3 separate regions of the Mus musculus genome follow, and all the other regions are linked to region 1. A link is a loop called in an ENCODE intact Hi-C map of the cell type or tissue named here. Cell type or tissue: left cerebral cortex. All regions are shown on one strand.

Region 1 (8,000 bases):
GACACTTGTAGTTTTTCCTACGTCTACTCTGTCATGTCCCATATCCAACTGTCAGCACATTCCATGGACTCTATGATCTTGTTTGAATATGAGTAGTGTTCCACAAATTTCTGCATGTTAAAGTTTTTGTCCTCAGGGTGTTACTATTGGGTGAATGCTTCAGTAAGAACTAATGTTTTAGGGGATTCAAACACTTCAAAGAGGACTGCATGGCCCCAGTATCCTCACCTCCCTGTTCTTCCTGGCTCATGATTGTAAATAGTTCACTCCACCACACACTCTCTCCTGTTGCCATCTGGTGTCCTTCTGAGAGGCCCCAAACAAGGAGACCATCTAATCTTTTCTGGAGTCTCCAAACCCATGAACTAGATAAATCTTTTGCCACAGTGTCAATCACTTCAGGCATTTCATCACAGTAATGGAAAGTTGACTAATACATTCTACCGTGGGAAAAAAGACACCTGGACTGCAGTCATATTGTGTCACCTTCAACATATCCAACACTACCTAACTAGACTCTTTGTCTTGGCCCTCAAAGTCCATCAATAGGCTTCTAAAGTGGGACATTTAACTTCTCAGCCTCTGTTACTCCTCTTCTTGTTACTTGTCTCCCATATAGCTTAGAAGAAAATGTAGGTCCTTTCTAGAATCTCGAAGACCCTACATGATGGTTTGAGCTTCCATCCTAAAGTTGTCTCCCTGAGGCTCATTTTACACTTGTCTTTAGTGTGGTCAAGAACTCTTATAAGTACACCCTTACCTCAATCTTCTACATTAAAATAAAGTTCCCCCTTGTTCCTCAGATACCCATGTGGCTATCTCTTCTTCCCTTTCCCCCCTCTACAGAGTATCATTCCCGGATTTTTAAAAATTTAATTGATTTGACTACTTATATCCCAACCTTAGTTTTCCCTCGATCCTCTCCTCTTATCACCCTGCCCCCTTCCACCCTCCCATGCATGCCTCCTCCCTCATTCCCCAAATTTTTAAAAACTCTTCATCCCTCCCATTTGCCTGATTATTTTTGCCACAGAATCTACCATACTAAAATATAAAAAGAATCAAAGGAATCGCTTGCTTTGCCTGTTTCCAGGATCTTACAGCTACTGATTCAGAGTGTGCAGTAAGTTGGATGAATGAGTCCTGACCAACTGAGCAGGTGTGAATGACTTCTACTTGGACATAGAAGTTGGGAGCATGAAAGAGCAAGATTTCCAGGGCCCCAGGAGTCTGTCTTCTGTGAGTCTCATGGAGAAGAAAATGGAGGTGGGGTAGGGGGACTCAAAAATTTCAGAATTCTGGAAAAAAATGTTTTGAAGAAAGAGTAGAATGCTTGTCTATTTCGGGGTGGGGCTTGCGACACTCATAATGAGAAACCATGCTGCTTGTTTGAAACCATGTCAGTAGTAAAATCTGTAAGATAGCAATTTAGTAGTCACTTGTTTTCCTGAACACACATAGGATAATAGAGAAGAAGCGATTTGTAAAGAGTAAACACATTTCTCAGTCCAAAGTTGAAATGACTGCCTCTAGGAAGGGAATGTCTTACTGAATCATCCTGTGTTGACAAGCAAAAAGGAGGAGGGAGTGAAAGACACACACACACACACACACACAAGAGAGAGAGAGAGAGAGAGAGAGAGAGAGAGAGAGAAAGAGAGAGAGAGAGAGAGCACTTCAATTCTGACTCATTGCCTCTACATCTGTATCACAACTACCTTCTTTTACCTAACTCAAACTTGTAGGATGGAAGTGGTAACACAGGGTGACTTCGAAAAGCAGTTCTGTAGTGGCTAAAAAGTATACAAAGGCCCAGGATCCTAATCCAAGAAATGCTCCCGACCCAAGTTAAGATGGGCTTTCCCATGCCAGTTAACTTAATCTAGGTCTTTCCTTATAGGTTTGCATGCATCCTAAGTATCTACAGATCTCATCAAGGTGAATATTAATCTTCAGAGTCTCTTACTTTTTATCTGGCATTGGACAAGTTGACTTTAATATTCCATACCTCAGTTTTCTCATCTGGGAAATAAGCATGGCTTCTGTTTCTGTTCATTAAAGTGGGAAACAATAAATGAAATAACACATACCTAAAACAGTAAAATGGATGACCCACCCCCCAGTTACCCTTCAGTAAGATCAACTATAGTTTAAAAATGTTTAGGTTTAGTTACTTTATTTTACATGTAGGAGTGTTTTGCGCACATCTATGTGTGTGCACCATACACATGCAGTCCCCATAGTAGTCCAAAGAAAGCCTCAGACTCCTTGAATCTGGAATTGTGGATGGTTGTGAGATAGCTTGTGGATGCTTAGAATCAAACTCAGGGCCTCTTCAACAGTAGCAAGTGCTCTTAAGAGCTGAACCATTTATATAGCCCCAACAGTAGTCACTATTTAATTGATTTTAACAGCTTTTGCTAACTTCTGATCAGATCTTAGGTTAGGTTCTGTGTATTAACAGATTGGAGAAGCTCAGTCGTTGTGTTCAGTGAGGAATGCTGGTGAGCAACCTGCTTACGTCACTTCTCCCCTTGCCCTGTGGTCCCCAGTGCTGTTCTAGCTTCTTCCAATGGGGTGAAAAATCATCTGGGCTCTGAATGCCGGCCCCAGTAACTCATACAGTAGTGTGTGTGTGTATGTGTGTGTGTGTTATACATGTGTGGACAGCTGTAAAAATGTCTGTTATGGCTTCTCCTATTCTCACAAGTTTATCAAAGAGAGAGGCAAGAAGGGAGAGAGCAAAGCGCAATAGAGTCTTAAACATGTTTCCAGTTGGATGGTAGCTGGGCAAGCTGGTGCAAATGGATTTATAGAGCATTTCTAGAAATATTTTCTGTATTTCTATAAATAATTTCTATAACCCACAAAGGGTGGTTTTGCTACGGAAGGCCATGTCACCATATCCAGCAGTGGATAACATCAAATTGATACTAAAAATGCCTGGCAAATTGCATAACTCCCTCTCTCTCACGATTCTGATAGGTCATGGTTAGCTCTGGCCTGCCCATATTTTATTTTTCCTATAAATTAATTAATTTATTTACTCCTGCTCCTCCCAGTCCCCCATCAGATACCCCCTCCCCCCATCACCTCTGAGAAGGGGGAGGACCCCTGGGTACCAACCCACCCCTGCACCTCATGTCACTCCAGGGCTAGGAGCATCCTCTCTCCCACTGAGGCCAGACAAGACAACCCAGTTAGGGGAGCAGGATCCACAATCAGCCCCTCTTTCTAATCATGCTTAAAAGGCCACATTTTCCCCACCTCCACATTCCCCATCCCCAAACCTGCCAGTGCAGACTGATGGTCAGCAGGCTCTGTGCCTCTAATGTAGTAAATGTTCACAATCAGTAAATGTTCTATGTCCCTAGGGTGCCACACACGCTTTAGAAGTGTGACATCTAACCCCATACATGTCCTTTTGTTTGTGAGATGATGTGGTCATGCCTGTGACATACCAGCTTGTCTTTAGTAAGGAGCCGCTAGTATGTTAAGGCTAGAACAATACCCGTATATGTTTACCTCCTGGGAATACAGAAACAAAACCAAAGTTGTAAACTGTATTATTCAAATACTGGGTAGGTGTGTCTGGTGAGCGAGCGTGCTCAGAGAAGGGGAAAACGAGGAGTAACATCTGAGTGGGAAGAAGCTGGCAAAAAAGAAAATGTCCAAATAGATGCTGAAGTGGAGTAAGTGTTAAGTAGATTTGTCTAAGATCAGATTAACTGATAGACATGGTATGTCCTTTGCTGAGAGTCACTTATACCCAGCAATGTATGAGCGGCCGTAAGCTCCCTGTCTGTGGAGGGATCCATGTGACACAATGTGATGACTCAGAGGCATGCCACTGATTAGATTTGCATCTGTTGTCCGGCAGGATTTGTACGTAGATTCTATAACTGTTGTGGCTCTCATGTTCTGAGATAGTTCCTCTCACTGAAACTCTGCATAGATTTGCCTACATCAGCCATAGAGTCATATCCTATTGATGTAACTTCAATCTTCTTGGATGGAACTGTGGATCCCCTGAAAGAAGATGTGTGAAGCCCAGTCTCCAGCAGCTTTGCTTACCTATGTTTGACTGAAGCTGGATGCAGGCTGGCAGAAAAATAGCAAGCAGCACCCTCTTGTGTTCCGGTTCAGTGCAGTCCTCTGGTATCAGATCTTTGCCTCCTGGCAGCAGCCAGTGTTAGAGCTTTCAGTCTAGGGTCCAGAACCCTGGACACTGAGGACTGATGGCCTCTGCACTCTCTGGTGAGCAGGTCTTGCAGGTCTTTCTCTCTGGCTACTGGAAGCCTTTTCTCAGTGCCTGCTCTCTTTCCTTGTGTCTCTACTTCTTTCTTATTTCCTATCCTGCCAGTTCTGAAGTGTTCAGCTGTTTATAAGGCCCCCCCCTTTACTAAAAATAAATTCTTTTTTCATACAATATATCCTGATTACAATTTCCCATCCATCTACTCCTTCCAGTTGCTCCCCACCTCCTCTCCCATTCAGACCTACTCCCTTTCAGACTCCAATTAGAAAAGAATAAATCTCTTGCTGAAGCTATGTCCAGTTCTTCCTCCCAGACCCATGCTCCCAGAAATAAGACTCAGACTCAAAATATATTTACAATACCTTGGCCATATAGATAGACTCTTCTCTGCCTAGATATAACTTAAAATATCCCATTTATTCTAGTCTACATTCTGTTACATGGCTGGTCACCTGTGCTCAGGTGCCATGCATCTATCTTGTCTCATCTTCCCTGTGAATCTCCCACCTGACTCTCCTAGAATCCTTTCTCTCTCCCAAATGTCCCACCTCTAATTCCTGCATAGGCCATAGGCTTTTAATCAACAGGTGATCCATACAATACACAAGATATCCACCTTGCTGTGAGTTGGTAGAGAGCAACCTATTGTCTTGGCAGTAGCCTGGAGTTTGGGGGGATTCCCATGGGGTCCTTTACCTAACAACTTAAATTGGATGTAACACAGTCTGGGTAACAAAGCTTCTTTGGTGACAGGAGATGGCCAGATGGGACTCAGTCTCCCTCATTGTTTAGAGACTTCATTTGGATCATCTTTATGTATTTTAAGAAGTTTCCACTGTGCTAAGTTTCTATACTACCTCTCAAATGCCCCTCAGGTATAGTTGATTTGCTCTGCAGTCCCTTCCCCAACACTGTCTTTTCTTTACCGCCATACCTGATTCTCCCGTTTCCATCCCCACCTGCCCCAAATCCACCCACAAAATCTATTATAGTTCCCCTTCCCATGGAGGAGATTCATGTGTCTCCACAATCCTTTCCTCTATACCTAACCTCTCTGGGTATACAGATTGTAGGTTAGTTGTTATTATTATTATTATTTATTTTTTTGGTTTTTCGAGACAGGGTTTCTCTGTATAGCTCTGGCTGTCCTGGAACTCACTTTGTAGACCAGGCTGGCCTCGAACTCAGAAATCCGCCTGCCTCTGCCTCCCGAGTGCAGAGATTAAAGGCGTGCGCTATCACACCCGGCTGGTTAGTTGTCATTTATTTAATGGGCAATATCCACATACAAGCAGTACGTACTATACCATATTTATCTTTCTGGGTCTGGGTTACCTCACTCGGGAAGACTTTTCCTAGACTCATTATTATGAATTCCCACCTCTGATGACTGTGTTCATCTTCATTCCGTAAGGTCTGAAAAGGGAGAAGTCAATGGTATCATTTTCTACACTCTACCAACCTCCAGAAATAATCTGTGAAAGCTAGCCAACTGCAAAATTATGGGGCAGTCCTGCAAATTCCCTTATCTCTGACATGAACTTACATATTGAGGGACTTCCTCAAATGGCAGTCAAGTTACATAATTCAGTAGAAGGACTCATATGAGTTACAGAAAACTGATACTGTAGTTAGGGTTGATAGGGGGGTTGATAGGGTTAGTTGACAACCAGAGAGTGGCTATAGAGTAATGACTAAAGTGACTGAAGGGAAGAGACATTGGAGCTAAGTCCAGGAGGATTCTAAGTACACCTATTCCAATTGCTCTCTGCTTATGGACTCACCAAGAATTTCATTTTTTCTGATTGACATGTGATGGTACACATTGAGTATTGTCTATCAGGAAAGCACATCGAAGTCTAGAGTTAGTGATGGGATGTAGTCAGGGGGGGGCATGGTTAGATGCTTAGGGCTGGTCTAAATTTCAGTCCTTCAGGAGTTTGAGCTGATATGGTATGTGTTCCAAAGCCCTTGAACCAAATCATTATACTGGCTAACTGGTGCAAGTCTTTGCTAAACACACACAGTTCTCTCAGGTATGATATTTCAAAGATTCCTACATCACCTGTCATAGTCCAAGGACAAATGTTAGTCCTCTCTTCAGGTGAAGTTATAGGGTTAACTTTCTTTTCTCTCTCTCCTCCTCCTCTCTATCTTTTTCTCCTTTTCCTCCTCTTCCTTGTTCTATTCCCCCCCCTGCCTTTTCTCTCTTCTCCCTTGCCTCTCTAAGCTACATTCCTAGCCCCAAGGTTCTTTATAATTTTTACCATACAACTTCTTTAAAAGCATTGGTTAAATATTCTTTTCTCAAAAGTTAAGTATATTGAATAAAAGGTCAGAAATGGAGTTGTCATAGTCATTTGGCTTTCTAAAGCGAGATGCAATAAAATGGAATAGCTTATATATAATAGAAATGTATTTCTCACAGTGGGATGCTGGTAGGTTCAGTGACTGGTGAGGCTAACCTCTGTGTTCACAGATTAATCTCACAGGATCTTATATGCTAGAAAAGGTCAGAGATCTTCTAGGCCTCTTTCATAGGGCATTAAACTTATTCATGTGGATTTCCTTTTCATGATTTAATTAATTCAAAGAAGTTCCACTTCCTGTTCTCATCAGCTGTGGGGTGACGATTTCTTCAGATGTATGGAGGGGGTGCAGTTATACAGAATAGACTGTAAGGTTTAGTTTCGATTTAGAATGGATATATAGGATATTCTAACACTGGTTGACTGATAATGTGAACCCAATTCCTAACTACCCTTTCCTTATTGCCATGGAAGAGATCAAAAGGAAATGGTGAAACCCTGGCCAAGAGCTGGTGACCTGGAAGGAAGCCATTCTTGGGTCACATTGCTTGTGATTTAGTTAGGGTTTCTATTGTTACAATGCAAAACCATGACCAAAGCAACTTGGGCACGTTCATTTGGCTTACATTTCCATATCATTAGTCCATCACCAAAGGAAGTCAGGACAGGAACTCAAACAAGGCAGTAACGAGGAGGCAGGAGCTAAAGCAGAGGTCATGGAAGAGTACTGCTGACTGGCATGCTATTCATACCCTGCTCAGTCTGCTTTCTTATAGAACCCAAGACACCATCTCTGGGATGGCACCATCTACAATGGGCTGGGACCTCCCCCATCAATCACTAATTTTTAAAAAATGCCCTACAGCCAGATCTTAAGTGGACATTTTCTCAGCTGAGGTTCCCTCCTCTCAGGTGACTCTAGCTTGTGCCAAGTTGACATAAACTCAGCCAGCACAGCTTATTAGATACACAGCAGTGTAGATCATGTGAAAGCGAAGGGCTTCTAAAGGTAGCCTCCAGACTCACTCAGAGGGATCAGGAGAGTGCCACTAGAAAGGGCTCACCTTGAACTTTTTATTCGCTGCCTCAGAGGTAGAATGCCAGCCAGCTTTGAAATCATGAAGACCTGAGTTTAGAAATGTGCTCTAACAACGATCCCCTTCCTTTCCCTCATTTTCAGTGCTATTCTATCAACCCTCCTATGGACCAGAGCTTTCACTCGTGTTTTTACAAACAAATCCAATTTTGTTGAGGTTTGGTCTATTGCTATGCATAGTATTGCTAAATTCTATACCTGAAGGTCTAGGCCTACAAGTGACTTCTCACGTTTATAAGCTTTTGTTGTGCAAACCTTGTTCCTTGGTTTAAAACTATTTGTTAAATAAAATTGGCTGCAGCCAGTTACTGGAGGGATTAGAAGTAGGTAGGCTTGG
Region 2 (8,000 bases), 94 kb before region 1:
TTGGTCATGGGAGGCAAGGGCCCTACTAACTAAACTACATCCCACACCCAGATTATACCCATGAAAATCTTCCAGTCAGGAAAATAGGTGTGTACAATGCCAACTCCAAGGGAAGGCAGAAGAGGCCCTGGCACTGTCAGTCAGGGTGCATTGAAAGGGAATCTGAGAGGATTCTTCTAGGAGGGGAGACAGGGGACTGTCTTGGTGTGGTAAGAGCTCAGAAAAACGAAGAAAGTGAACCAATCCAGGCACAGAAATAGCCTGAAGAAAAGCAAGAAAACCAGGAGTTAGAGTGAGAGGCATAGTACTGAAGTTGTCTTGGAGAAAGCAAATACCTGAGTGGACTGGGAATGGGAAGGGACACAGCCAGGCCAGTTTTGACAGACAGAGACAATCAGCTTGCCTGCAGACAGAAGAGGCTGTGGTCAGTCAGGACAGAGCTAATGAGGAAGTGGGCTGTGGCTTCTGCAGGATACTCATTATTTTGTGAGTTTGCCTTAGCTGGTCATGCCAAGAGCTCACAAGGCTCTATTCCTTTCTCAGCATTGACCTAATCTGTTGTCCACCCCCCACCCCCCGCACTCCCAAACCTTTTTGCACAAGCCCAACTGAGAAAAAAACCTCAACATTCTTTTGCAGGCTGGTGGGATTATACCCCTGCTCCCACCCCTGCTCCACCCCAAGCTTCAGCCATCTGAGACTTTCCCCTTCCCCCCCCCCCGGAGCCTCCCCCCCCCCCCCCCGCCGGACTCAGGCCTCCCAGCTTCCGGTGAGCTGTAAGTCTTGGTTGGAAAAAGCTGGGCTGAATCTTGGCTGTGGTGTGGGAGCACGGGTGACCCCCTGCTAAGTGAGTCAGTCATACCCATTGACCATTCTTTCTCCTTGGTGCACACCCAGCACCCTGCCAAGCTGTACTGGAGTTCATCAACTGTCCTCATTCCCCGCCCCCCCACCGAAACTGCAGTAGAGTCCATCAAATTGCCCCCCCCCGTTCTTCTTCTATAGACTTAATATTTTACCTCATCCTGTCTAAACCACCGGAAAAGAGCCCCCAAGGCTGTGAGCAGCAGCAACTGCCTTGGCTGTGGAGTCCCTGACCGCCGGAACTGGCTGTGGCCACTCCCTTCTGAACTGCAAATCATCTGTATACTCTTTGCCTTGTTCCCTTTCTCACTGGGAGCATGTAAGAACTTGAGAAGTTATTCTTCCTTTCTCTCATTATCTCTTCATATTAGCATTTTAAAAAGCTCCCTTAAAATGTCTACCTCCCTGGGATGGGAGGGTTTTCTGTCTCTCACAGTTCCTGTCTTCTGCTCAGATGCCCCTGTTAGGCTCCTGCAGGAAGTGCGCACCAACTCAATGTGGAGACCTGGAGGAGAAAACCCAGCAGAAAGCAGGCACAGAAAGATTCACAGCCTCTGAGCTCAGCTGAGTTCTTTTCTCCCTTTGAAGTTATTTATTTATTAATTTATTCTTTGAGAATTTCATACAATATACTTTGATCAAGTTCTTTCTTCTTTCCCACCTCCTCCCAGAGTCTCCTGTACTTGCCAACATACCCTCTCTCTCGAGAAAACAACAATAACAACACACACACACACACACACACACACACACACACACACACACACACACACACAGTGTTGGTCGGCTACTCTTGAACACTGGTCCTATTCTGGGATGTGGTTAACATACCCTTTCCTGGTAGCTATCAATTGTGAATAGCTTCTTAGCTATTGATGGGACCTGGGCCCAAGTCCCTCTGCCTTCTTTGTCCTGGTCTGTAGTGACTTTATCATCCCATAGGTGATAGTAAACGGTAATCATCTTTCCAAGGTTGCTGTTCAGCTGCTGATGGCTCAAAACCTTTCACAAAATGGAAGCCTGGTTAGGGATTTTTTTCTATCCTACCCACAATTCCCAGTGTCTCCCACCTTGTCTGTTCCTGCACACAGTCACATGGAGAGAATGGTTCCTGCCTCCCATTGTTCTGGTTTGGGCCAGTCCTACTTCCCACTCTTAGTTTTCTCCCATCTGAAAAAAGCCAAACCAACACCTGTCAAGATATCTGTGGGGTTGCCTAACCTTCCCACCCTTTAGACAGGGTCTCACCAGCCCAGGCTGATCTCAGACTTGCTATGTGTCTGAGGATGGCTTTGAACTTCTGATCCTCTTACCTTCAACTCTTAAGTACTGGGATTATTAATGTGAGCCACCATGCCTGTGTTATGTGATGCTGGGAGTCCAACCCAGGGCTTCGGTGCAAACACTCTGCTAACTGAGCTACATCCTCAGCCTAGTTCCTCTTTTTTTTTTAAAATATATTTTAATTAATTACTTTAGTGTGTGTGTGTGTGTGTGTGTGTGTGTTCCTGAGCCATGGTGCTCAAGTAGAGGTTAGAAGTCAATCTTTGAGAGTTGGTTATTTCCTTCCTGGGTCCAGGTCGTTGAACTCAGGCTGTAGCCTTGGCAGCTTACACCTTTATCTTCTGAGTGATCTGGCTAGCCCCCTTAGCCTTCTTTTATTTATAGACAAAGCCATATTAGGTATATAAACTCATTCACTTTATTTACCTGGAAATAAAATATAGCGGTATAATTTAGTAAGTGCCCTTGGTACAGTGTAGCAGCAATGAGGGTTACAGATCCCACACTTTGTTTAGTTATTAAAATTTTGTTTTATTTTCTGTTCTTTTTGTTTGTTTATTTGTTTGATTGTTTTTGAGACAGTTTCTCTGTGTAGCCATGGTTGTCCTGGAAACTCACTCTGTAGACCAGGCTGGCCTTGAACTCAACGATCTACCTGCTTCTTTCTCCCAACTGCTGGGATTAATAAGATGTGAGCCATCACCACCTGGCCCCACTCTTGACTTTGAAGAACTAACAGTGTAGTTAAGGATACTGCTTCTTCTGTATTGTCAGTATTTAGTTGTGTGATAGCAGAGAACTGTGTTCTCTGTGGGTCTCTGATCTGCTGTTGGTTACACAGTGCTCTACTTATTATTATTTATTGTACTGTGTGTATATTTTTAGATTATCATCCTTAGATATTTGTGCTACCTCTCACAGTTTTTTCAGATACCTAAAAATTAAACTCATGTTTACTACTCCACTTTCTAAACATGTTGGAGAAAGCTTTGCTAAAATTCTTCCTAGACCAGTGTTGGCACCCGGTCCGTGCTGTTGCTTTGCCTGTAACGCCCTCTCTTTTCTCCATCTACTAGGCTGATTCTGAGGTTTTCTTCTAATGGCAGCATCTAACCACTTGCTCTGAGCAGACACTTCTAATACCCTGGTGCAGAGGAAGGCACAGTCTTCTTGTGCGCCAACATCATTATACCTTTATGTCCCGACCTGTACCAGCTGAAGCAGCAGAGGTTGTACTTTGTTCTGGTAACCAAGCTTGGTAGCCTAGGAGTCACCAGGTGGTACTGGTTTTTGAAGGCATGAAGGGCTATGACAGAGCTATGGAGGCTCAGCACTGTGTGGCAGGGCTGGAGTCCCTGAAGAGAGCCCCCTAGAGGCTATTGGTGAGCCCCTAGAGGCTATTGGTGAAAGCGCAGCTCAGTTGTAGCAAGAGACACCAGGAGTTTTGGAGATGGCAGTGCCATGGGGTGATCAGCAGGAACAGCTATAGTAGTGGAGTGGAGCCTGCCAGAGCCTAGAAATCAAGCTGTGTGTGCTGCAGAGGGCGGAGCTGGAGAAGTGACCAAGCCCCTTGGAAGAACCCAGAAGATCGTGAGTGGATCCAGATAACTGTACGTTTAGTTATCTACACTGTTGGAGTTTGTCTTTGCTTATTCAGATTGTGACTGTGCCCAGATTCTTCAGTTTTGAAGAAAATATTTAACTTTATTTCAATTTTTTTAGGAGCACACAGCTGAAAGGTGAAACCTTTAAAAGAGATTTTGGATTATTGCAGAGATTGAATATTTTAAAGAGAGTGAACTTTTAACATATTTGAATTTGTAAGGACGGTGGGATCTTTAGAGTTATTATGATACTAATATTGTAATACTAATTATTGTGATACTAATATTAATATGCCATCCTGGGAATGAATGAGAACGACTCTAATTGAAAAGTAATGTGCTTACGTATAAGGTTGACAAGGGGTCAGTTATAATAGCTACTTTTAGGTCAACTTGACACAACCTAGAGTCATGAGAGAAGAGGGAGTCCCGATTGGGAAACTGCCTCCATGAGATCCAGCTGTAGGCAAGCTTGTCAGGCACTGTCTTAACTAGTGATGGATCCCAGAGTTTCCAGCTCATTGTGAGTTGGCACCATCCCTGGGCTGGTGGTCCTTGGTTCTATAAGAAAGCAGGCTGGACAGGCCCTTTGGAGCAAGCCAGTAAGCAACACCCCTTTATGGTCTCTGCGCCAGCTCCTGTGTTTAGGTTCCAGTACTGCTTGAGCTCCTGCCCTCAGTGCTTTTGATAATGGACTATTATTAAGGAACTGTGGAGTGAAATACACCTTTCCCTCTGCTTTTGGGCATGGTGTTATGTCACAGCAATAGTAACCCTAAGGAAACCATGACCCAATGCTCCTGATAACTCCATTCTTAAAAATAAAAATGATAAAAACACTACCTACAGGTATAGGGAGACAATCATACCAGCCAGCACTGAGCAACCCAGGCATCCTCATTGAATGGCACAGTGGCTGAACTTCCAACCTTGCCTTTGAGCAAGTAAGATGCATCCGTGCACCAGCCAACAGTGCTGGGTGGTCCTGCCTTCCAGTCACTCCTCTTGTATCCTTCTGTGTTAATCGCACCCCTTTCCTTCATCAGAATTCCTTTCCTTATCTGAAATCCTGCCGTGCTCCGTAGAGTTTGATTCTGTGACAAGCTGTCTGGGTCTTTTGTCAGAGTCTTTAGATTTGGCACTGCTGGCTGCTCATGCCATCTTTTCCTGTGAAATACCCAGGATCCATCTATCATCTCAGCCTTGTGTGGGATGGAGTTTGGCCCCCAGAGCTTTCAGCTCAGCACAAGGCTGATGAATTACATGTCATTGACACAACTTCTATTTGACTGGACCTTACTCTTGACTCTTCCTGTAGCTGGTACTGCTGATCGATTATCAGCCCTGGTGCCTCAGATCTTCCCCGTCACCACCTGTTATCTGAGAGGAACACATCTAACTTCCTGTGGATCAGCCAATCAAAAGCTCTCCTCCAACCCACTCACTTAGATTGTCTCTACAGTGTTATCTGCTTCCTTGCCCTCTTCCTTCCATAGTTTACAGGGTATTGCCACATTTCTAGGAGTTGAAGCTTTAAGACCCGTGTCTATTTCTTTACCAATGCTGCCAATCCCACGACCAGATGTCTCTCCCTAGTCCTGGCTCTTTTATCTCTGATGTTCTACATAGGGGAGGAGAGCTTGCCCCCACCCCCACCCCCGACATGAGGACTGGGGTTTAATTCCCAAGGTTGAAAAAAAAAAGTCTGCAATAGTTTCGTGCCCTCTGCTTGGGTTCTTTACTGGAGAGGGTTTGAACTAGTTGATTCATGTCCTTGAAATTCTCTTCTGATAGCCTCTGCCTTGGCTACAGAGCTTTCTCACTCAGGCGCATGATAGCACGGAGGTTTTCTCAATCTAAAGAAATCCTCAGATGCTCTGCTGTCACCTTTCAAATTAAAATGCTTTAAAGAAAAAAAATTTTTAAATATAAAATCATGGCACTCAGGCTTCTCTGAGAAGTCTTGTTTTATTTTTCTGCTTGTTTACGGCATGCACTCCAACCGGAATGTGAGCTTTACGGGAGTGGGGTGGGGTGGGGATGGGGTCTTGACGCTCTTCCTCATGGTACACCGCAGTGCCCAGAATTGTGCTTCTCAATGAGGACAGTTTTTCCTCAGGGGACATTTGTCAAGGTCTGAAGACATTTTTGTTTGTCATGACTGAGGCTAGGGTACCACTTGCATCTAGTGGGCAGACGCCAGGGATGCTGCTAAGTGATGCATAGCACAAACTCTATCCCAATACCCAGGTATTCTTGGGCCCTTAATATTTAGGGCTGAAGTCAGGAAACCCTTTTCTAGAGTAACGCCCAGCATAAAGAGGGAATTTGCCGCCCCCTTCTGGTTTCTCGGCATAACTACATTCATATGCCCAGACCCGCATGTAGATTATGTATGCATTCGCATAGTTTTCTTTCTATTTCTGTGGAGAATATCATTGATATTTTGATATGGCTTTTAATCGTTCTTCAAATCCAAGCATGTGGTATGTCTATCTATTCCTTTGTTCTTTCCAACGTCTTCCATTACATTTTGTAGATTTCCTTATGGAAGTCTTTCACTTCTTTAGATCTATTTATACCTAGATTTTTTTTTTTTTTGGTAAATACTTAAAGCTTGTTTTTTGATAGAAAGGTGATTACTCTCTTCTTGATTCCATTTTCATGAAAAATTTTGTTCTAATCTTTCATTTTCCAGGTAATGCATGTCCTTAGCTATAAGGTGTGTTTCCTTTATTCCCCCCCCCTCTGTCTCTCTCACTCTGTCTCTCTCCCCTCTCGCCCCCTCCCTCCCTCCCTCCCTTCCTCCCCCTCTCTCTGTCTCTTCCTCATATTCTTCCTTCCTCCCTTCCTTTCATCTGTCTCTCTCTCTCTCTCTCTCTCTGACAAGATCTCATGTGTCTGAGGCTGGCCTCAAACTTGTTATGTAACCAAGGGTGACCTTGAATTTCTGATCCTCCAGTCACAACCTCCTTCGTACTGGGATCCACATTTTATGTAGGGTCAGAGTGTGGGGAGCCAGTGAAGTCCCGACTGAGTCAAGTTCTTAGTGAATGTGTATTGCTTGATGTGAGCTGGCCATGTGTAAGACCCAGGAGAAACTGGCAAAGCCTTTGAAACCTTGTGTCAGTCTGTGAGAGCTAACCTGGGTCATATGAGAGCTAACCTGGGTCATGCTTGAGTTTCACAGCTTCAGGGATTCGTGAGGACCATGCCACATCTGGAGGTGATGTGGGCTAAGACACACATCTGGCTCATTCATCTGATGCAGAGTCTGTTTGTGTGTGCTTTGTCCTGAAGGTGCAGTTTCTCCTCGGGTCTGGCATTACTATGACAGTCCTGTCACTGAGCTCTATGACAAGCCTACTGCCTCCTCCAGTTATTGGAGTCTTAGTTCCTGCCCTGTGACCCTAAGTTACAAGAGAGAGGTGGACCATTCAGCCTCTTGTGCTAATGTTGTCTGGTAACTCAGTCTGTGGGTATTGGGTTGGTGGTAGGAGTTGCATGTGGGTTTCACCACATCAGGCCTGGTACATGGTTTCAAGCCTAAAGCTCGAATTTAACTCATTCACACTCCCAAAGTGGTGACATCACGCCTTACACTGGACTGGTTGGAGTTGGGGTGCATGAGGCATGGACAGTTTCTTCCCATATTTGTATTTTGTTATGGTTGGGCACTGTGGTCCCCGCTAGATCTTCTTACGTTTTATCAAGGTAATTAGGTGTGGGAAGATCCTGGAGGATCTTACTTAGCCACCATCTTGTTCTCCTCACACTGCCTTTCTTCTTATTGTGCTACATTGTTAAGAACCCTGTGTGTAACCATCTCTCTCTCTCTCTTACCTCACTCTCTGACCCCCTGCTCCTGCACACTGCAGTCTCTTTAAGGCAAGATTATCTTTCTTATTGTCTACAGCCTCTGGGTGGCACCACATGGCTTCCTTACCTAAGGGCGTCAATTACTGCTCTGGGTTGCCTGAGGTAGCTATCTAAAGTCTGCTACTATGTTACAGTCTACCATCACTATGTTATAGTCTACCACCACCATGTTAATTAACTCACATCTTGATCCCTAGGCAGGGAAGTGCGGACATACCTGGAAGGCCCAGCTTTAACATTTTAGAGAGTAGTCTTGCAGAGACCTTCTGGTTCCTAAAACAACAGTAAACAATAAGCCTTAGTGAGCACTGCCCACAGTGCAATGCACTAAGTGTTTTGAGAGGACTGTGAGTCCAGCTCTATTTTAGA
Region 3 (8,000 bases), 160 kb before region 1:
GGACTCTCATGACAGTTTTTGTTTTGGAGCAAAGAAATGAGCTCTATTTCCTGAAATTTCAGGACATATTTAATAATTTAGAACAATTAGAGTTACCCAGTTTTTTTTTTTGTCACAGATAACAAAGCAACCGATCATAGTGAGGTGGCATTGACATTAATAATTAAGTATAATTAATAATAAATGTGCTCCCAGGAAACATGATGGTGTAACACTTTTTTTTTCTTGTTTATCATGCAGTCCTTATTCCTTTAGGTTTTACAAGTATTTTATACGACAGAACAAGCACAGAGTTTTCACTCCTGTTAAAGGTTTTTGTTTTTTGTTATTTATTACTGGAGAAAGATCTAGAAACGTGCAAGACAGTACTATGGAGGTTTACAGTCACGAGAAGGCATTATTTTCCAAACTTGTGAGACCAGATGGTAATCCCCCAAAATAAGGCATTGTGGAATGTTGTCCCGGTGATGTTCTTGTCAGCTTGTTACAGGCTGGAGTCACCCGGGAAGAGAAACCTCCATTGAGAAAACACCTCCCTAAGGCTGGCCTTTAGGAACTCTACTTTAGTCAGTTTCCTGATTAGTGATTGCTGTGGGAGGGCTCTGCTCACCAGGGGTGGTACTACCCCTATGCAGGTGGCCCTGCGCTGTAGCGGAACTGAGCCAGGCACAGGGAGCAAACCAGGAAGCGGTACTCTCAATGGCTTCTGCTTCATCTCTGGCCTTCAGTTTCCTGTCCTGATTTCCTTTTGTGATGGACTACAACTGCACTCAGAAACAGATCCTTTCCTCCCAAGTTGCTCTTGATCAGGGTGTGTGACAGCCATTCCGGGTTGTCAAGTTGACTACATCTGGAATGAACTGCAGCTCAGAAATGGAGAGCTCACCTGTGATCCAGATCGTGAGGCTGGAAGACTCAGGTTACTGACCTGGATCTTGACATGGATGGAGATCTTGAGGCATAGGCCAGGTAGTACACACCTTTGATCTCAGGAGGCAAGCAGATCTCTGAGTTCAAGGTCAGTCTGGGACAAAGCAAGGTCTAGATCCAGGCGCGGTAGTATACACACCTTTAATTTGGGCCACACCTTCTACTGGAGGCCTACATAAGGACATTGGAAGAGGGAAGATTCACTCTTCTTCAACTGCTTGCTCTTGCCAGTACGTCTGTTGAAACCTACTTCTACAGAAGACCAGCTTAAATAACTAGCCTCGTGGCAACTACTAGATGCTTGGACTTCCCATTCACAGCTGCCCGTTGTTATCACAACAAATTCCCTTAATATATAGAGACATCCTGTGATTCCTGCGTCTCTAGAGAATCCTGACTAATGGCGTTTTATCATAGCAACAGAAATCCTACCTAAAATGTATAGAATGGACCTTGGGTTAGCGGTGGTGTTCTCTGACCTACAGTGTTCCTTACATCTGACCACTCTTCTCCCAAGCAAGAAGTCTTGCTTTGGTTTTCCTTCAATTATATTTTATCCATGGATCAGGAGCAGACAGTGAGGCCAACACTTAAAAAACTAAATATGTATCTAACATGTTCTCCATGTGTTATCATGAATTTGTAAACCTTAAAACAACCCTTAGAGGTCAACCCAAGCCTACAATTATCCACAGAAGAATCAAATTCCATTATTGTGGTGGGTTGAAGGAGAAATGTCCCTGGTGAGCTTGGGTGAGTGAACACTTGATCTCTAGTTAGTGGTGCTGGGTAGGGGACTGATACGGAACCTTTAGGTCTGACTGTGTTGGCAGAAGGATGTCGATTGGGGGGTGGTGGGCTCTGAGAGTTTATAGCCTTTCCTTGCTTCCGGTTTATTCTCTCTGCATTGTGTTTAAAGGTGAAGATGTGATCTGCTTTCTGCTCCATCCCCCTGTTGCTATGCCTCCCCCTACTGTTATGGATTCTCTCTCTGGGTTCCTAGCCAAAATGAACTTTTCTTTGGTTTTGTTATCACAGCAACAGGAAAGCAACTGATGCAATTATGAACACTCTTTTGTTCTCTGCTGGACATGTTCGGCTATCCATGGTATGTCCATCCTGTTTCTTTATTTTATTGTTTTCTTTAGGCAGGTATCCCAGGCTGGACCGTGAACTCCCTATACTCCCGCCCTCACCTATTGATGACACTGAGGATGATAAAGAAAAGTGGGAAAGTATCTTTGGAAACTTTCTTGCTTCAGTCATGGATAGCTTGGAGTGTTAAGGTGTCAGGCTATCCAATGGCCACTAGAGGCACCCAAACCGTTGGCTTTCAGGTCCTTTGTTTTGCAAAGCAGAGAAGGAATTTCCGAGAGGTTAGAAGGGAGATTTGTTATAGGGTTACAGGTGGGAGTTGTGGGAGCTCCTATCCAGCAGAAGTAGGCCCCAGGTGGGGCACTGTGGAGCGTTTATCCCAGGGAATTTTGTAGAAACAGAAGTGAGGCGTGAAGCAGGCAATGAACTGGTCAGTGCAGTAGCCCATCCAGGAGACATCCAAGAGCCTTTCCATGATTTCAAGTCTGTTCCAGGAAGAGAGAAAGTTCAACTTCCTTTCCAGTGTACTTTGGTGGGCAGAGCCAAAGATGCTTTGCCAAGCAGACCGAGGGCATTCTGTGTTTGAAGTTCCTGCCACTTTGTTACCTGTTCTTTTTTTTTTTTTTTAAGATTTATTTATTATTATATCTAAGTACACTGTAGCTGTCTTCAGACACACCAGAAGAGGGAGTCAGATCTCATTACGGATGGTTGTGAGCCACCATGTGGTTGCTGATTTGAACTTCGGACCTTCGGAAGAGCAGTCGGTGCTCTTAACCACTGAGCCATCTCTCCAGCCCCCTTGTTACCTGTTCTTATTACTGAGGTATTTTAGCTATAAGGAGACTGAGGTATTTCAAAGGGACAGTCTCTGTCCTTAAGGGAAAGGTCTTGGGTGGGAGAGTAGTTTTCATTTTTTTGGGGGGGGAGGGACTGGGGGGAGATGGGGAATTGCATCATAGTCTAGCCCCTCCCACAGCTCTGAGGGTAACCTGTCCCTTCTGCTCGAGTGGCTGCATTTATTTTTTAGAATGTATCTGCCTTTATTTGTATGAATATTTTGCCTGCGTATCTGAGCGTTGCTTGGCACTGATGGAAGTCAGAAGGGGGCGCTAGTTCTTCCTCAGCTACAGAGCTGGGTTAGCCATCTTGCTAGAAAATTGTACGTGCCTTAAGTCCATAACCACCTTGCACTTAAATAAAATATTAAAAATAATGGTTTATACATATGTTCACTGAGACCACAACATAACGCAGCTAGATAAAAAACAGCTTAATAAATAACATGTCTACAGACTTCCCACAAAAACTTAGTATTTGCTTTTAAAGGCTTATTTACTTTATCGGTTATGAGACACAACGCCATGCGACTGAGCCCTTTTAACCAATGAGCTGTCTCTTTAGCCTAAGCTCAAGCCATTTTTACCTTACAGTGGTTAACACTGAAGACAAGAAAATACATAGAGCACACAATAAAGACTGTTAATTCTAACTTTGGTTAACACTGAAGACAAAAAAATACATAGAGCACACAATAAAGACTGTTAATTCTAACTTTAAACATTATTAATAGCCTTGCTAAAGCAAGGCCTCAAAAAATTAGTGTAAGACTCAGAATTGTTCCTCTCCACGGAAATCTTTAGTAAAAGGCGAAAGATTTATACGATCTGAAGAGAAACCAGAGTATACCCAGCTGTCCTAGTGTACAGTTCTCGGCCGACTGTATTTCCTAGACAACTAATGGTGACTATTTACTCCTAAAGACACTGACTACTTTATTATATCAGATAAATCTTTGAAGGTTCTATCACATTAAGGAATAAAAGGAATAAAACAGAACAACGAAAACAACACGCTACCCTTTTAAATTATACAACCATCTGTGTGCACTGCATTGTGGGTATGCAAATATCGCGGAGAAGCCGCGTGGCCCGCTCGGTTTCCGGAAGTGCCTCGAATTTGTCCCAGATGTCTCTAGGCGCTGGGCGGCCACCAGGGGTCAGAGCGAAAGCCAGATTCACAAGCGCACAGACTTCCAATTTCCAAGTGTGATTTTGGTGCGCTTGTGATTCCAGCACCGGTCGGAGAGGCGGAGTCAAGGCGGGGGAATCATTGAATTTGAGTACTTTCTGGTCTGCACCGCGAGGGCCGGGCCAGTCAGGCCCGGATCCGCGCCCGCCATGGCCGACAAGATGGACATGTCTTTGGACGACATCATTAAGCTGAACCGTAACCAGCGCCGGGTGAATCGAGGCGGCGGGCCTAGGAGGAACCGGCCCGCCATCGCCCGCGGCGGCAGGAACCGGCCGGCACCGTACAGTAGACCGAAACCACTTCCGGACAAGTGGCAGCACGACCTATTCGACAGCGGCTGCGGGGGTGGGGAAGGCGTGGAGACCGGTGCCAAGCTGCTCGTGTCAAACCTGGACTTCGGGGTGTCAGATGCTGACATTCAGGAACTCTTTGCTGAATTTGGAACGTTGAAAAAAGCCGCTGTGGACTACGATCGCTCTGGACGAAGTTTAGGGACGGCGGATGTACACTTTGAACGGAGGGCAGATGCCCTGAAGGCTATGAAGCAGTACAAGGGCGTCCCTTTGGATGGCCGCCCTATGGACATCCAGCTTGTCACGTCACAGATCGATCCACAGCGAAGACCTGCACAAAGCGGAAACAGAGGCGGCATGACAAGGAGCCGTGGCTCTGGAGGCTTTGGTGGCCGCGGCAGCCAGGGAAGGGGTAGAGGCACTGGCAGGAACTCAAAGCAGCAGCAGCTTTCTGCAGAGGAGTTGGACGCACAGCTGGATGCTTACAATGCAAGGAGGGACACCAGCTAAACAACCGAACAAATCCGCACAAGAACCGGGACCCAGACGCCTCGTCTGTGATGCCTTAGAGGGAGGGTAGGCAACTGGACTGTGCAGACAATGGTGAATTTGGTTTTTTGTTTCTTTTTACTTCCTGTTTTAAAATAGGATCTAAAAACTCATGTAAAGTTTTTTTTTTTTTTTTTTTTTAAATTCTGAAACAGACCTGTTTTGTACTGAGTTATTTTTTGGGATAAGTTTTCCTGGGTGCTGTTGTGGAGAAGGTGGCATTTTCACCTTTGTCATAATAAAATAGAAATGTGTGTAGAACTGGAAAAATTAAAAAAGAAAAAGAAAAATTACAAATTACAATATGACTTTTATGGACAGAACACATGACTGACTAGCATGCATGAAGAAGTGGGTTTCATTCTCAGCTCCATCATGTAAGAATAAAACAAGAATTGAAAAAACCTTGCCTTTGATGCAGCTCAGTGGCAGAATGCCTACTCACCATGAGCAAGGAAGGCGGTGGGTTTAATTACATGGAAAGTCTTTTCTGTCTGGTAGGGGTGGTACCTACCTGACCTCTCAGCGTTGGTAAGGCTGAGACAGGAGTTTTAGTGAGATATGACTAATCTAAAATAAAATCAAAGGCAGGGGTGGTGGTGGTGGCGGCGGCTCATGCCTTTAATACTAGCTTCTAGGATATACAGGCTCCACAGAGAAACCTTGTTTCAAGCCCCTCTCCCCAAAACCCTGCCCCCCCAAACAACAACAAAACAAAAAACAAACACCAACTTTCTTTTTTTTTAACATAATATTTTTGTGAATTATTTGGGACTTTCACACTGTGTACCATGATCAAGCTCACTTCCCACTCCTCCCGTTGTATCTTTAATTTTCCAAATCTTATTATTATTATTTTATTTTATTTTTTTCCGAGACAGGGTTTCTCTGTGTAGCCCTGGCTGTCCTGGAACTCACTTTGTAGACCAGGCTGGCCTCGAACTTAGAAATCTGCCTGCCTCTGCCTCCCAAGTGCTGGGATTAAAGACGTGCGCCACCACAGCCCAGCCCAAATCTTATTTTTAATGATAGTTCTTAAACGCTTTAACCTCCCTTGTAGCCCACCACCCACCAAAGTGGTGGGAAAGAGAGGATACGGGGGAAGTGCACCTGTTTAGAAAGATTCTTTGGAGTAAACCCCCTCTGTGTTGTTTGGAAATCAGCAATTCAGTTCACTGGTCATTGAGCAGCACAGTTTGATCTACTTGCAAATACTTCACTGATACACCAGGGTTGTGGATAGCCATGGGGCTAATTATATTTGATGAGTTCGGCACTCAGGTGAACCTGCTTCCCACCTTAATTTGTAAAATAAAGGAGAACTGTTGATTGGGCAGATAAAGGGAAGGTGGAGCAGAAGGTTGGGAGAGAGAAGAAGGAGAAAATGGAGGAGGAAGAGGATGCAGAGGAGGAGGAGGAAGAAGAAGAAGTAATGGAGCAGAAGCACATGGCCTGGAGAAACCTCAAGTTCTAAGGAGTCTCATAGATGAGGAAGATGGTAGTGTAGTGGTAGATCTGCCCAATCTAGGCGCACTGCATGCAATCATATTAACTGAGTTGTGTTATTATAGCCGGGGCATATTTGGGTTGGAGATTTACTGTAACACACCAGCAGTCCAGTTCAGTAGAGTCAGCATAGCAAACAGGAATCAGCAGCAGTGGCCTACCTAGCAGAGACAGCCAGGCCTCAGCCTCAGCTCTAGTCATCAGGAGGAATGCCAGAAATTCTCAGCTGTGCCTCTCTCAGGGAATCGAAGATCAGAGAAAAGACCCACAAGTGTTGCACAGCTACCTCTATAAGCAAGCCAAGCTCAGCCTCTGTCACTGTCTGTTGAGTCCTATTTATAACCCTCCAAACGTCACATGTCCTCCACAGGTCTTGCCCTAGCACGCGCATCTGTCTCAGGTGACATCACTGCCAATCAGCCCAAGTCTGCAGAAGCAGCAAGAAACTGCAGCACACCACCAAAAGTGTTTTAGTGTGTTTCTCTCTATGGCGTCCTGATAAATGCAGCTCAGCTATGCAGTGTAAGGAGGACCTGTACATGCATGTTGTTAGCAAAGAGTCCTTCATCACGCGCCCTTCCATGTGTTTGCTTTAGCAGAACATCCTCTCTCCTGTGTCTGCTTCAGCAAAACCTTCCTTCACCTGTCTTAGTCTTTCACCTGTGTCCACTTCACGAAAACACTCCACAGGTTTGCCCCAGCAAAACACCGTCTGACACAGCTGACTTTCCAAAGAACCCTTAAGTTTCCACTTCATCCCATGTCTGCTGGATCTTTCTTGAGACTCCCCCAAAAGAAAGAAAAACAAAAAACCAAAAACCAAACCAAACCAACCAACCAACCAACCAACCAACCAACCAAAAAAAAAAAAAAAAAAAAAAACCTTGAAAAAAACAAAAATGAAACGAAACCAAGTCCGTTTGGTGTTTGGTGTTCTCTATATGCTCACTGGGGTGTGGTGAAACTCCCAGTGGCCAGCGCCCTAAGGAAAAGCTGAGTCCTTCACTGCACCGCCTGGTGGAAGTCACTGTGGAGAGCTACTAGCATCCCTCTCACACCTTTTAAGAGTTCTCTTTGATGGCTTCCTTCTTTATGCTGTTACTTTGGGGTGAGTGTGTGGAGGTAGGTTTTGTCACAGAATCCTTCTATGTCCATCTTCCTCAGTTGCGAGCCTGCAGTCATTGATAATCCCTGCAGGAGAAGCTTCCCTGCCCTTTACAGTCAGCACGAGCGTGGATCCTGACCTTTTACATGGCTTCTGGCAACGGCACAGGCCACAAACACCCACAGGGTCTCCAGCACCAGCACATGCCAAGGACCTCCGCTTGGTCTCTTGTGGCAGTCTATCCTCCATACATCAGCATGACCCTCTCCTGAAGCATGGGGCCATGGACCAGCATGGCCTCTGGGAGAAGAACACACCGCGGATGTCTTTAAGGAAGTGCAAGCCATTTGTCATCTCAAACATCCTGTTGCTGTTCAGATGCAGGGCGCTCCTGCGACTAGGCAGCTTGTTCTGGGGTCTGAGTTCATGCAGGCTTTAGGCTGCTGCACTCCACTCTACAGATCCTTCTGGATAGAGTGACCAGTTCC

The links. Hi-C counts contacts between places; a loop is a spot of excess contacts. Peaks named below come from ENCODE experiments on the same cell type or tissue, not always from the same donor. Only the 100,000 strongest peaks of a DNase experiment are listed, where the experiment ranks them.
Region 2: a loop joins it to region 1, with 4 times the contacts of the local background. A loop is called at or near these places in 3 of 42 quality-filtered maps.
Region 3: it touches region 1 in a loop (9-fold over the local background); 4 of 42 quality-filtered maps call a loop at or near these places.

What each region holds. Positions count from the first base shown.
Region 1 is chr1:171,654,788-171,662,787 of GRCm38, forward strand. No RefSeq gene overlaps it. Among named protein-coding and RNA genes, the nearest start is that of Slamf7, 5.8 kb to the left of the region's middle. In left cerebral cortex, a CTCF peak has its summit at 4,131 (motif pointing left); DNase peaks (open chromatin) are centred at 3,880 and 4,076.
Region 2 is chr1:171,560,954-171,568,953 of GRCm38, forward strand. The region is part of intron 1 of Cd244a (CD244 molecule A); the gene reads left to right. It overlaps Gm35200 (a long non-coding RNA gene), which reads right to left and starts at 1,120. Exons shown (of 5, transcript XR_373705.3): 1 at 1,020-1,120; 2 at 336-403. In left cerebral cortex, CTCF peaks have their summits at 3,525 (motif pointing left), 6,096 (motif pointing left) and 7,675 (motif pointing right); DNase peaks (open chromatin) are centred at 336, 6,088 and 7,691.
Region 3 is chr1:171,499,452-171,507,451 of GRCm38, forward strand. Alyref2 (Aly/REF export factor 2) reads left to right here and starts at 4,027. Exons shown (of 1, transcript NM_019484.4): 1 at 4,027-5,299. The coding sequence starts at 4,206. The coding sequence ends at 4,862. LOC115487699 (a small nuclear RNA gene) reads right to left here and starts at 3,712; the gene lies at 3,597-3,712. In left cerebral cortex, CTCF peaks have their summits at 2,235, 3,148 (motif pointing right) and 4,021 (motif pointing right); DNase peaks (open chromatin) are centred at 2,271, 3,136, 3,996, 4,438 and 1 more place; H3K4me3 peaks cover 1,577 bases; H3K27ac peaks cover 1,598 bases.